Regions from separate parts of the Mus musculus genome. Here region 1 is linked to region 2. Evidence: chromatin loops called from intact Hi-C (ENCODE). Cell type or tissue: gastrocnemius. All regions are shown on one strand. Each heading gives the region's core, and the rest is flanking DNA. Links, peaks and the distances in the headings are about the cores only. Region 1 overlaps Prdm16 (PR domain containing 16). Region 2 has its middle 45 kb from the start of Ttc34.

The links. A loop is a pair of places that touch in the nucleus more often than their neighbours do. Peaks named below come from ENCODE experiments on the same cell type or tissue, not always from the same donor. Only the 100,000 strongest peaks of a DNase experiment are listed, where the experiment ranks them.
Region 1: a loop joins it to region 2, with 4 times the contacts of the local background. A loop is called at or near these places in 3 of 42 quality-filtered maps.

Annotation. Positions count from the first base shown.
Region 1 is chr4:154,447,264-154,452,630 of GRCm38, forward strand. All of the region lies in intron 3 of Prdm16 (PR domain containing 16), which reads right to left. Among named protein-coding and RNA genes, the nearest start is that of Gm52688, 57 kb to the right of the region's middle. In gastrocnemius, for the core only: a CTCF peak has its summit at 2,164 (motif pointing right); DNase peaks (open chromatin) are centred at 2,188 and 3,335.
Region 2 is chr4:154,790,139-154,795,507 of GRCm38, forward strand. No RefSeq gene overlaps it. Among named protein-coding and RNA genes, the nearest start is that of Ttc34, 45 kb to the right of the region's middle. In gastrocnemius, for the core only: no CTCF peak of the experiment used is centred there; no DNase peak of the experiment used is centred there.

The DNA.
Region 1 (5,367 bases), core at 1-5,000, 340 kb before region 2:
GCCCTCTGCCCTGGCCCTCAAAGCAGAGGGCTTAGAACTAAGGACCACCCACCTCACACCACTCCCAAAGCTCATCTCAAGCCAGGAGCACATCAGTTACTGCAAGGGAAGGGACCAGTGTGACACATGATACCCAGTACACTGAGCTGGAAGCTTCCCTCAGTTGCTGTAGATTAGACCCCACCCCACCCCATCCCATAGTCCCCTGTGTCTCCAGACCCCAGTCTGCCATCTTCCTCTGACTCTGGGCAGCAAACCCCTACATATTATGCTTTACACCCCCCTTTTGCTTTCTTGGGAGACCTATAAGAAAGTCTTCCTTTTAAGAGACCCAGCTACCAGTATTTATGGACCACTCCCTGGGCGAGGATAAGGTTGCCAATCCATCCACAGAGTACATCAAGCCTGCAGTTCTCTAGGGTTGGTCTCTCTGGAACCCCTCCATGGGAGAGCGAGGAACTTTCTCTGCGGTGCACATTCCCAAAGGACACAAGGGGCAGGGAAACACAGCTGGGACAATGCCCCAGGGCCATCACAGGTCCTCCACAAGCACTCTGGGAGGCTGGGTGAGGTGCCCCATAGGACCACAGTGGCTTCTGTCCTCAGGACTCATAAAATTGTATTTGGTGACATCATTCACACATTCCTCTGAAATGTTTCCAGGTCTGTCATAAACCCACAGTTTGGGGTGTGTGAAGTACTATTTTCTCAGCTTCTGGCCTCTACCTGATGTGCCAAGAGGTTTCAGGGAACCACACAATTTTAAAACGAGGTTCTGGACACCGAGACAGAACCACGAAGGCAGAACAGGTCTCCTACCTTTGGACCTTCTCAGAAACGGAAAGTGTCTCCTTCCCCCAACTGCCTTCCCGGAGTTTGGTCTGGGATCCCCACAGGTTTGTTGACATGGGTAGTGCCAGGGTAGTTCGCAGGCTCTGCACTTGCCCAGCCCCAGCCTGCCCCACCTGTCAGTCCCGTGAAGTCCAGCTGATGGAAGGCCTCCGAGAGGTTTCAGAACTCTTGCCTCTCAGGACCTTTGTGCTGCGAGAAGCCTTCCCAGGCCAGCCACACTTCCTACAGTGCCCTCAGGGCCCAGCACCAGTCGAGCATTTGTCTTCTGGGTGAGAAGTAAGTAGTAAGATAGTATAGGCACCTGCTTGCTGGGTCAGAAACTCCAGACTGGAGCCCCAGGGCATGGCTGTGCTGCAGTGAGTCAGGGATAAACTGCCGGGGGCTGGCATGCTCTCTCGCACTCTGTGTTTGTGTGTGTGTGTGTGTGTGTGTGTGTGTGTGTGTGTGTGTGTCCATGTTTGGTCCCAGGCAGGACACTGACATTTTAGGCTTTTAAAGATGTAAGTTAATATTAACCCTGGAGAGGAGCCATTTTCTGCTGCCCAAGCTCTGCTAGCACCCCCAACCTCTCTATCCTGGCCGGCTGTACTTCTGGGCTCTGACAATGAGACACCACGTGCCCACTGAGGCAGAGATGCCATCTTGGATACAAAGCACTCCCAGTGCACCCCAGCATCAGGTGTAAACCTTCTTTTAGGGGTGCTGAGCAGCTATTTGCAGGTCCCAAGTCTGGGGGTTCTGGCCTGCCCTCCCTCCCTCCCTCCAAGGGTCTAGTAACATGCTGTGGCTTTTGGGTGGGAGCACAGTGGAAACTGACCGGCACACGGCTGTTTGCTATATCTCTGAAGCCCCTGGTCCCCTTGGTGCTACACAGCTGTCCCCTTCCCTGTATGGCTACCCTTGGGTTCAGGGAAGGACCCTGCTGTTATATCCCAAAAGAGGAGCTTAGAGGAGTCCCCAGCCCCCCTGGAAGGTTTAAATAGCATTGCTAAGTAGAGGCCTCTAGAGCAGTTCAGCCTGGCCCTGTCTTTTCTAGCAGGTATCTAGCATGCTAGCCACGTTTTTCCCTGGTGAACATTGGCCTATCAGGTGAATACCAGGTTGTCTCCTTACCACACAGACACTCTGAAAGTGCTCATGTCTCCGTGACCACACAAGTGGCTTGCTTACACAAGGAGTCAGGGAGGAACTAAAACATTATCAGTCTTTATTTTAAAGGTTCCCAAAGGCAGATCACCTCTAGGAGAACTGTGGCATTTCATCTTGGTTTGAGAAGTTGTCCCAGCTTGGGCAATAGAGGGCGCCTGTACCCCAGCTTCAAAGCAAGGTGGGCCATAGGCCCTGGCCAGGAACAGGCCTAGTGAAGGAAACTGACTGGCTCCTTAGCCCTCTCCAGGTGCCACCAGACACTGGTGAATATTCCAGGCAGTAACCACTGGCCAGGTCCTAGGGACACCTGTCTCCCTTAGACTCAGCCCTCAATGCTATCGCCGAGTGTCTCTCTCCCCTCAGCAAATCTGAGTTGCTCCCTCCACTGTCAGGCCTTGCTGTGCCTGTGTGGAGGCCTCTGGAGGAGATGGTGAGAAAGGCAGGCAGGTTTACTCCTGCTTTCTCTCCTGTCTCAACCTTTACCACAGCCTGACTTTGGAGAAGACCTCCAATGGGCAGTGAGTTCTGAGAGGGAGGGACAGTGACTAGGACGAGGCCACCTGTGCAGAGAGGAACAGAACCTAACCCACCTGCTTATAAGCACGTGTTTCTCCTCTGCTGAGGCTGTCATAAGGGGACCTTCTAAAGCTCAGGCCATGGTCACTGAAGGATGGTGACTCGGGGACAAAGAGAGTGAGCAGAGAGGGACTTGACTGCAGTTCTCACCCGAGTCTTTAAGAAACCTGGATTCTTTTTCAGATGGACCCCAGGAGTGGGTCTCTCAGTGTAGCTGATCAACTACATGCTAGGTACTACCCAAGCCTGAGGCCTGCTCTTGAGATTCCGTGCCTCAGGTGATAAAACATGACTCTCTGAAAGGAGCAAGCAGTTCCAGGGTCACCAAGGGTCACAGAGCAGCCATGAAAATAATATTCAGCCCAGTGGCTGAGCGACTACTTGTCCTAGGATCTGGGCAATTAGCTCATGAAGCAAATGTTTTCAGGCCAAGATCTCAAGGGCCAGGGCTACAAGAGCCCTTCCCTGGTTTCCGGGAAGCTACCTTCCTGTTTGGTTGTACTGTGAGAAGTGAGTGTTCAACTCTGACATCTATGCCTTGAGCAGGGAGAGATCAGAAGATTGGACAGGCGAAAACACAGAGCTCTGGAGGTGCAGGTGGCACACAGGTATACAAGGCTAGGCAGTCAGCTATAGCGTGTCCTGGGTTGTAGTCAACGAACGTCTCTGAGCTGAGGACCTGGGGGTAGGCAGGGAGCCCCCTTCTCTGCCCTGCACGCTGATGGCCAGCGCTGCCCAGCTGGCAGAGTCGGCCTGCGTTTCCAGGGCGGGTGCCAGCCAGTGCCTGGCACTTTCTGGCCTCTCCATGGAAATGTCTGCATGCTAATGTTTGGCTACCCCAGCCCCAAGCACATTCCTCTTCTAGAACATTCTGAGAACTCATGGCTCAGCCTGTTTATAGGTAAGAGAATGGGGCCAACTTGGAAACCAGATGCTTTTAATTTGCAAATCTAAAGGGCTTCCTTGGAAGAGGCAAGGATGGCTCCCACTCCACGCACACAGGGGCTGGACAGGCTAAGCACACATGTGAACACTGCACATAGCCTTGTTACATAGGACACTGGTTGTATAAGCCCCATGCTGCCCCGTTCTACCTTCAGAGGAGTCCTTGGGACCCTCTGACAACTCTGTGCCCCAGGGTCACCTTTCTAGTGTACCCAGCCCCACCCGTTTCCTCAGCTCATGTACCCATTTGAAAAGCACAGACTGAGGATCTGGCATGGGTCACTGGATTGAGACTGAGACACTGGCCCTAAGACAGATATGTTACGATGGTCACAGATTATGTCAGGATACTTAGCGGGAGCTCAACTCGGATCACATGTTTAATCTGGTTGGCCTGGCAAGTCTGAAAGCTTCTGTCCCCGCAGTTACCACCACCACTCCTGCCCCCATCTCTGATTTCTATTTTCTAAAAGCATAGCTTATCAGCCCAATCATAGCTGTGTAACATTTTATTACAGCTCTTCTGCAGCCTTGAACAGAGCCCATCAAGCTGATATAACTCATCAATGACTGATTGTAGCTCATCAATGAAACTGTCAGTCATGATAATCATTGCTCATCAATGAAGCATGCTTCCTACTTAACCCAGGAGCCAGCCCCCTCAAGATTCTCTTTATTAAGTATCCTGTTTTTAAAATTAAACAGTTATTATCAGACCTTGGAGAAGGTTTTAGATGGCAACTATGGCTAAATCTTGAAGCTTCAACCATGGGTCTGAACTGGGATGAGAAGCCAGCTCCACTAGTCACTCAACAAACAGGAATGAGGGAAGTCCTAAGACCTGCAGTCTGAGCGTGGCTATTCTGGGATGGTGGGCTTCACTTAAACAGCCTCCTTGGCCTCTGGACCCTAAACCTGGATTCCCTGAAAGAGGTGTTCTCACTCACATAGGGCTGCATGCTCATAGTATGTTTGTGTGTGTGTGTGTGTGTGTGTGTGTGTGTGTGTGTGTGTCCCTCACTTTCCATGTGCAAAGCAAGAGGAAGCTGTCCCTTCCCAGAACCCCTTGTATCAGGTTATTCTGACAGAAACCCTCACACTTTCTGAGAGATACCCACAGCCCCTGCCATCTGCTACACACACATGCATCATGCATGATCAGGGCAGCTACGAGTCTGCTGATACCCATGGGCACGAGTATATACCTTGCAGAGTGCCATGTGTCTATCTTGAACTGCATCTTAGCTTTGAATGTCAATGAGGGAAAAAATGTATTTAAATGTTTCTGTTTGTTTCACAAAGGACAAAACCACAATTATGATTTGGGAGTAAATTGGTCTTTCTTTTATTGGACTCTCACTGTACTCCCAAACTGGAATGAGTTGTTCTGTAGGACACTAGCAGCTATTTCCACGCCTACTTTCTTTGCAAAAGTAATGCACAGGAAAGCTAGATCCAACCCAGCCCAGCCCCTAAGGAAGTAGGCTGATGGTGACAGACAGAAAACATGCTGTAAACTTGCCAGACACAGGTTGCTGGCTGAGTTCTTTTCCAACACTGACCAGCAGGAAATACCAGGCATGGAGATGCAGCGGGGAGAGGGGTCGACTTGCAGTGTGGAAAGGCAATGTCTGGATGTTCTATGTCTGGTAAGGGTTCCATTACCCAGTCTGATCTTTCCTACCATATCAGCAGAGATTTTTAGATGTCTTCCAGAGAAGTATCACCAGTGAACTTGTCGCCAAAACTGGGAGAGCGGACAGTTTTTAAGGGCCGCTGGTGATGTGGGTGGTGGTAAGCACGGGCCCAGAATGAAATGCTCCGGGCAGAAGCTAAATGAGCTGG
Region 2 (5,369 bases), core at 250-5,249:
ATGGATAAAGGCCTTGCAAAGTCTAAGACCACTTCAGGGAGTCTGTCCTGATAACCTGGGTTGTTATCTTGTCCCCAGTGTCACTGAGGACCTGCAGCGTATGAGATGTGAGGCACACAGAGGCAAACTGAAGGCCGGTTGGTGTCTCCCATAAGAGCACCACAAGCTCTTGGCAGACTCCACCCCAAGCCCAATGAGCACTTAGAATGTTCTAGCAGCCCTTTGTGCCTCAGAATGTTCAACAGGTAGAAAGTAGTTCCAGAAGGAAACACAGACCAAGAAAGATGTAATGGAGGAGCAATGTTCCAAAGAGGCTTCAGAGCTGGGCTTTCCCCCGGGCAGGTGGGACACAGCCTTGAGTCACTAGGCTGCATCTAAAGCCATCCATGGCAGAAAGGCTGGACCAGGGCTCAGCCAGCGGACACCATCAGAATGTTCTCTAAACTCGTAGTCTTGAGTTTATCTCTCCAGCCCAAGGAGGGGAAGCCAGACCAGGGTTAGGCACATGCATTTGAACTCAGCCCTGACAGTGCCAGCAGGGTGGCCCTGACCTAAGCATTGGTTTTCTTATACAACATCAATTCCGTAGATGTCATTTGTACCCGGGGCCCCCAAGGGCAGGTGCTAGGCTCTATTTTGTCTGGCTTCATGGGCTTTCCTGCAGGCAGCAGTGAAACCGTTGACCTTCTGAAGTTCTGCTACCTACGCTGGTCTGGGACAGGGTCTAAGGTGTGCTAGAAGGACATCTGCCCGCTACCGAGAAAAGAGGTTTTTGGTTACCAGGTCAAATGACAGGTCCCTCCTTAGCCCAACTGAACAGTAGAAAGAGGTACCATAGGTACCCCAGGAACACAGGACCCCTGCACACTGTCACCCCATCTCCCAGGAGTGTAGGTAGGTTTGGGGCCAGAGGAGGGAGCCAGGTTCCAGAACCCACATATACCTAGCCTTCCTTCCATCCTAGGTAGATGCTCAGTGTCAGCCTGACTCTGAATGCTGAGGCCAGTGTAAGCCAAGAGGAGCTTCATAGAGCAGAGTATCTGGTATAAGGAAGAGTCTGAGTACCTCCTCCAGACCCCGAATGCCGAAGCAAGGCTTCGCGTGGAACATTTGTAGCCCCCACCAGCTGTGCTACCTCTGCTCCTGGTGCCTTCTGGTCTGACTATGCTGTCACCTCCTCCACAGCCCTCAATGGTCCCTTTCAGCTCAGGGCAGGAAGCTAGCTTCTCTCCTGCATCCAGCTGCTCCCCAGAGTGTCCCCCGAGGCCCCTCTCCCAGTGCCTGGAGATACCGTGGCCTACAGATCAGGTCACAAGATGCCCTCAGCCCAGACTCACAGCATCCCTGTGGATGCTGAATTCCAGTTTCCCTCCTCTCAGCCCTTGTGAAGAAGATCCTGCCTGAGACACGGGCTTCTCTTTGCCTTCCAGAGAGAAGCCCACACCCTGAACCTGGAACTAGCCTGAGTTGTCTCCTGCAGCTGGCATGGGGTGAAGACCTGTGTTGCAAGCCGCACCTAACCCCGAGAGTCAAGGGCTTTATTAGCAAGGACTGCAGTGGCCTGGCTAAGGACATCCATATGGAGAAACAGAGCCACCATAGAGACCCCGCCATGGCCATGTCCTTGTTCCCTTCCGGGCTCCTACTCCACAGGGCAGACACCATTCCTCTCAAAGGGTTATGTCTCCATTCAGTGTCCAGGGATGGAGCTAACCTCTGTAAGTGGCAACCGCGCTCACAAGTGCAGCCAGTAGGCCACTGGCCCTTTAAGGGACACTGGGCCCTGCCTTTGTTGATGAGCCAGCCTGCAAACTCTGTGAGCTCTGTCAAAATATTTTTAGCATTTGTTCTGTTTAAAAACCCTGAGGTATTAGAGTGTGCTAATCTTTAGAAAGGTTAATTTATTCATAGGGGTTTTGACAGAGATGTATGGCACAGTACAGCGTGGCCCCTGCCCAGGGGAGCGCGCACGCGCATAGAAAAGCAAGTGCTACACAGAGAGGCAGGCCAGAGTCCATCGGGGGCCTAGCCCACCCCTCCCACTGCCCCTGGATCTGTCTTGCTCATCCTGGCCTAGACAAACCTGCTCTCTCTTCTCAATGACCCCGTTCCTGGGGGAGTCTGTCCTTCCTTCTACCAAAGGCAGAGCCTTGGTGAAGTCCCGCCTCCCCACGTACATAACCAATCGTTCCCTTCAGAGTTGCTCTGAAGGTAGGGCCATATAAAGCCACCAACCTACCATGGTTACAGAGGATCATGTCTGAAGCCCTTCTCCCAAATGTCCCCACCATCTCCTAGGACCTGTGAGCAGCCGCAAAGGAGCCACAGAGAGCTGGAGACAGCCTGAACCTGGCACTCCCTCAGCAAGAAGAGCTGTGGCAACAGAATGGCTACACTGGCTGAGGTTCCTGGTTTTGGCAGCAGAGTAAGAGAAAGCACCCCAAGAGTGCTTCAGACCCACTTGAGAGCTCTTTTTAAACCACCCACCATCTCACCTCCCAAGGACCATGGGCTTCTGGGCCTTTGTCCCGAGTCTGGATGGAGCATGCCCCAGAGATCCGGATCTGCCATATCTGTTGGCCTGACTTCTCTCTGCCTTCCTCCTCGCAATATACTCTGGCTGCTACAACTTCAAATCAAGGCCAGTCTACTTTAGATCCCTCTTCTGGGAACGCCTGCTAGTCCTAAACAGTTCTTGCTCGGTTTCAAATGTGACCTTCTCCATGAAGCTCTTCCTGATTGCCCGTGGGCCACTTCTGCCAGGGCCAGGGCCCACGCATACCACGTTTGCTATGACATCTTTCCCCTCAACTGCTCTCTAAAAGATGTCTGTCCATTCTGCTTTTGCTCTTGGTCACGGCCACTTCTCAGACAGAAGGTGAGCTCAAAGCTTGAGGGTTCTCGGCAGTTGCCTTTCAGGGTCCAGAGAACCTCGCATACGCAGCCCTCAGAGAGAGATGTAGAATTTTGATCTATAAACTGGTGTCTACACAGCCTATGTGGCCTATGATGGCCTTTTAATGGACAACTGGTACCCAAGCCATGACTGACCAAGGTCAGCAAACAATGTTCCTGACCTGGAAGTTGTTTCTTCTTTATTTTCTGTTGATAACAACCGCAAAAAACCCCTCAAGGAGGGGTCCTCACCTCTGTGGCTTTCTGATTCAGCTACCAGAACAGAGGCCTAGCCTCTGCTAGGCTCTGGGTCTCCCTCAGCTCAGCCCCCACGCCTGGGAACATCATTCTAGAGTGGCCTGGGCTGGACGAGTATCCAGCTCCATCCGATGCTGCTGTCAGCAGGTTGCTCTGAGTGGCCATTTCCTTCCTGTAGCATCAGAATGCCCAGTGACCAACAGCGTGGCCTTATGAAGCTCCAGCATCCCTTTGGGGCCTGCCTGTCCTTCCTCCCCATCCTCACCCAGGAGAGGCAAGGCCCTCTGTGCAAGTCACTGCCACCAGCTCTGCTCACCTTGAGACCATCCCAAGGCACAAGCCCCACACCTCCCGTGCGGAAGGCCACAGGCCCCTGTGCCAACACTAAAGGAGTTTGTGCAGTCCGACACCAGCTGGCCCCCACCCCCACCCCCACCCCATGTGCAAACTTCCCTGCCCTTGTCCTTGGAATGTGGGGCAGTGGGCTGCAAGGGATAGGAGACAGATGCATGGTCCTAAGCCGTGTAAACAAGGCGGGGGAGGGCAGGGTTAGGTTACACCGGTGGAGTATCCTAAAATAAATATAAGGACGGTTGGTATACTTCAGGTGAATTAGCCTGATTCAAGCTGTCAGCTTTAGGAAAAGTCTAAATAAACAGGGCTCCGGCTCTTCCCGGCATAGGAAGGGGTGAGGACACCATGGGGCGCCAGACTTCAGAGCTAATCCGTGGGCCTCCATGGTCCTGAGCATCAGCCTTGGATGACAGGGTATGCATGCTGCCCTGGAGGCCCCAAGGTCAGAGACCGGGCCCTAGGTGACTCTGGTAACCCCATGAACAGCATCAGACTTCTCTGCTGCAGGGCAGGGTTGACAGGGCCTCCTAAGCCCCTCACTGTGCCGAGTTACCGCGGTGGAACATGGTGAGAAAGCTCTCTGCCACGGTCCCACAGGTTCACTCGCTACTTGCATCCCGCTCCATCGCTGGGTGGAAGATGGGGCTGAGTCTCATCTTCCAGACCAGAGTGCCTGTGACAGAAGGCTCAAGTCCCTCCAAGCTCATACTTGTGAATGTCTGTGGCTGTCAGAGTCAGGACGGTCCTACATGGCACCAGGTAGCCTGTCTGTCACCAGGACCGGGGCGGGTGGGATGGCCAGACACCCTGGTTGATTGCCTATTTATGCCATTTTCAGCTCTCTGCGTTAGCTAACTTTCCTGGGATGCTTAACCCCAACAAGAACTGTGGGGAGAGCCCTGGGGAGGTGCCACTCTGGAGCAAGGCCTCAAGGCTGCTATCATCATCACCTCCACCTTCATCATCACCATCAGCATCCCCATCAGCAGCACCTCCACGTCTGTACTTATTTCTTCCTATCACTGTCCCCATCCATCCCTCCCTCATCCCACTCATCTTCAGATAGCAGCTGTACCTCCTTACCCATACTCTAAAGCCAGTCCAGGGTGGACATACCTGGGCTGAGGGCTAACTATCAAAGCCTTGGGGGAGGGAGGGGCTGTGGCTCCCTCTCTCACTACGCTGATCTGCAAGAAATCCCACTGGTACCTTCTACGAACTCAGCTACTTCCCAGGGCCCAGAGAGGAGCCCATGGTATCTGACCAATACTAGGAGCATTCCCAGATAGAAGCCACAGCACTCTGCTGGGCTGACAGTGTGGGTCCAGGGTGTGTTCAGAGCGTGAACGTCTAGTGAGTGGCTTTCTGCCTAGGCACAAGCACCTTCGAAGGTCTAACTCAAGAAAGGACAGGACCGCTGAGCAGTAGTGGCACATGCCTTTAATCCCAGCACTTGGGAGGCAAAGGCAGGCAGATTTCTGAGTTTGAGGCCAGCCTGGTCTACAGAGTGAGTTCCAGGACAGCCAGGACTACACAGAGAAACCCTGTCTTGAAAAACAAACAAAAAGAAAAGAAAAATGAAAGGACAGGACTGTGAAAGTGTGGGAGGCCATGGTGACCACATGCCTTCCCCATAGTTCAGCCCTTGGGAGCCCCTCCCATTGTGCCCAGGGGAGGTGCCAGGACTTTCTTCCTCTGCCTCCAGCAGTGCCCCTGACTGATGCTCAGGACAGTGGATGAGGGGAAAACACAGCCTCTCACTCTGGATCCCAGGGCGTTTGTGCATGGCCAGATGCCATCCCTTCCACACAGGTGGGAGACGACCCAGTCAATGTTATCAAAGACTCATGAGAGCCTTAATA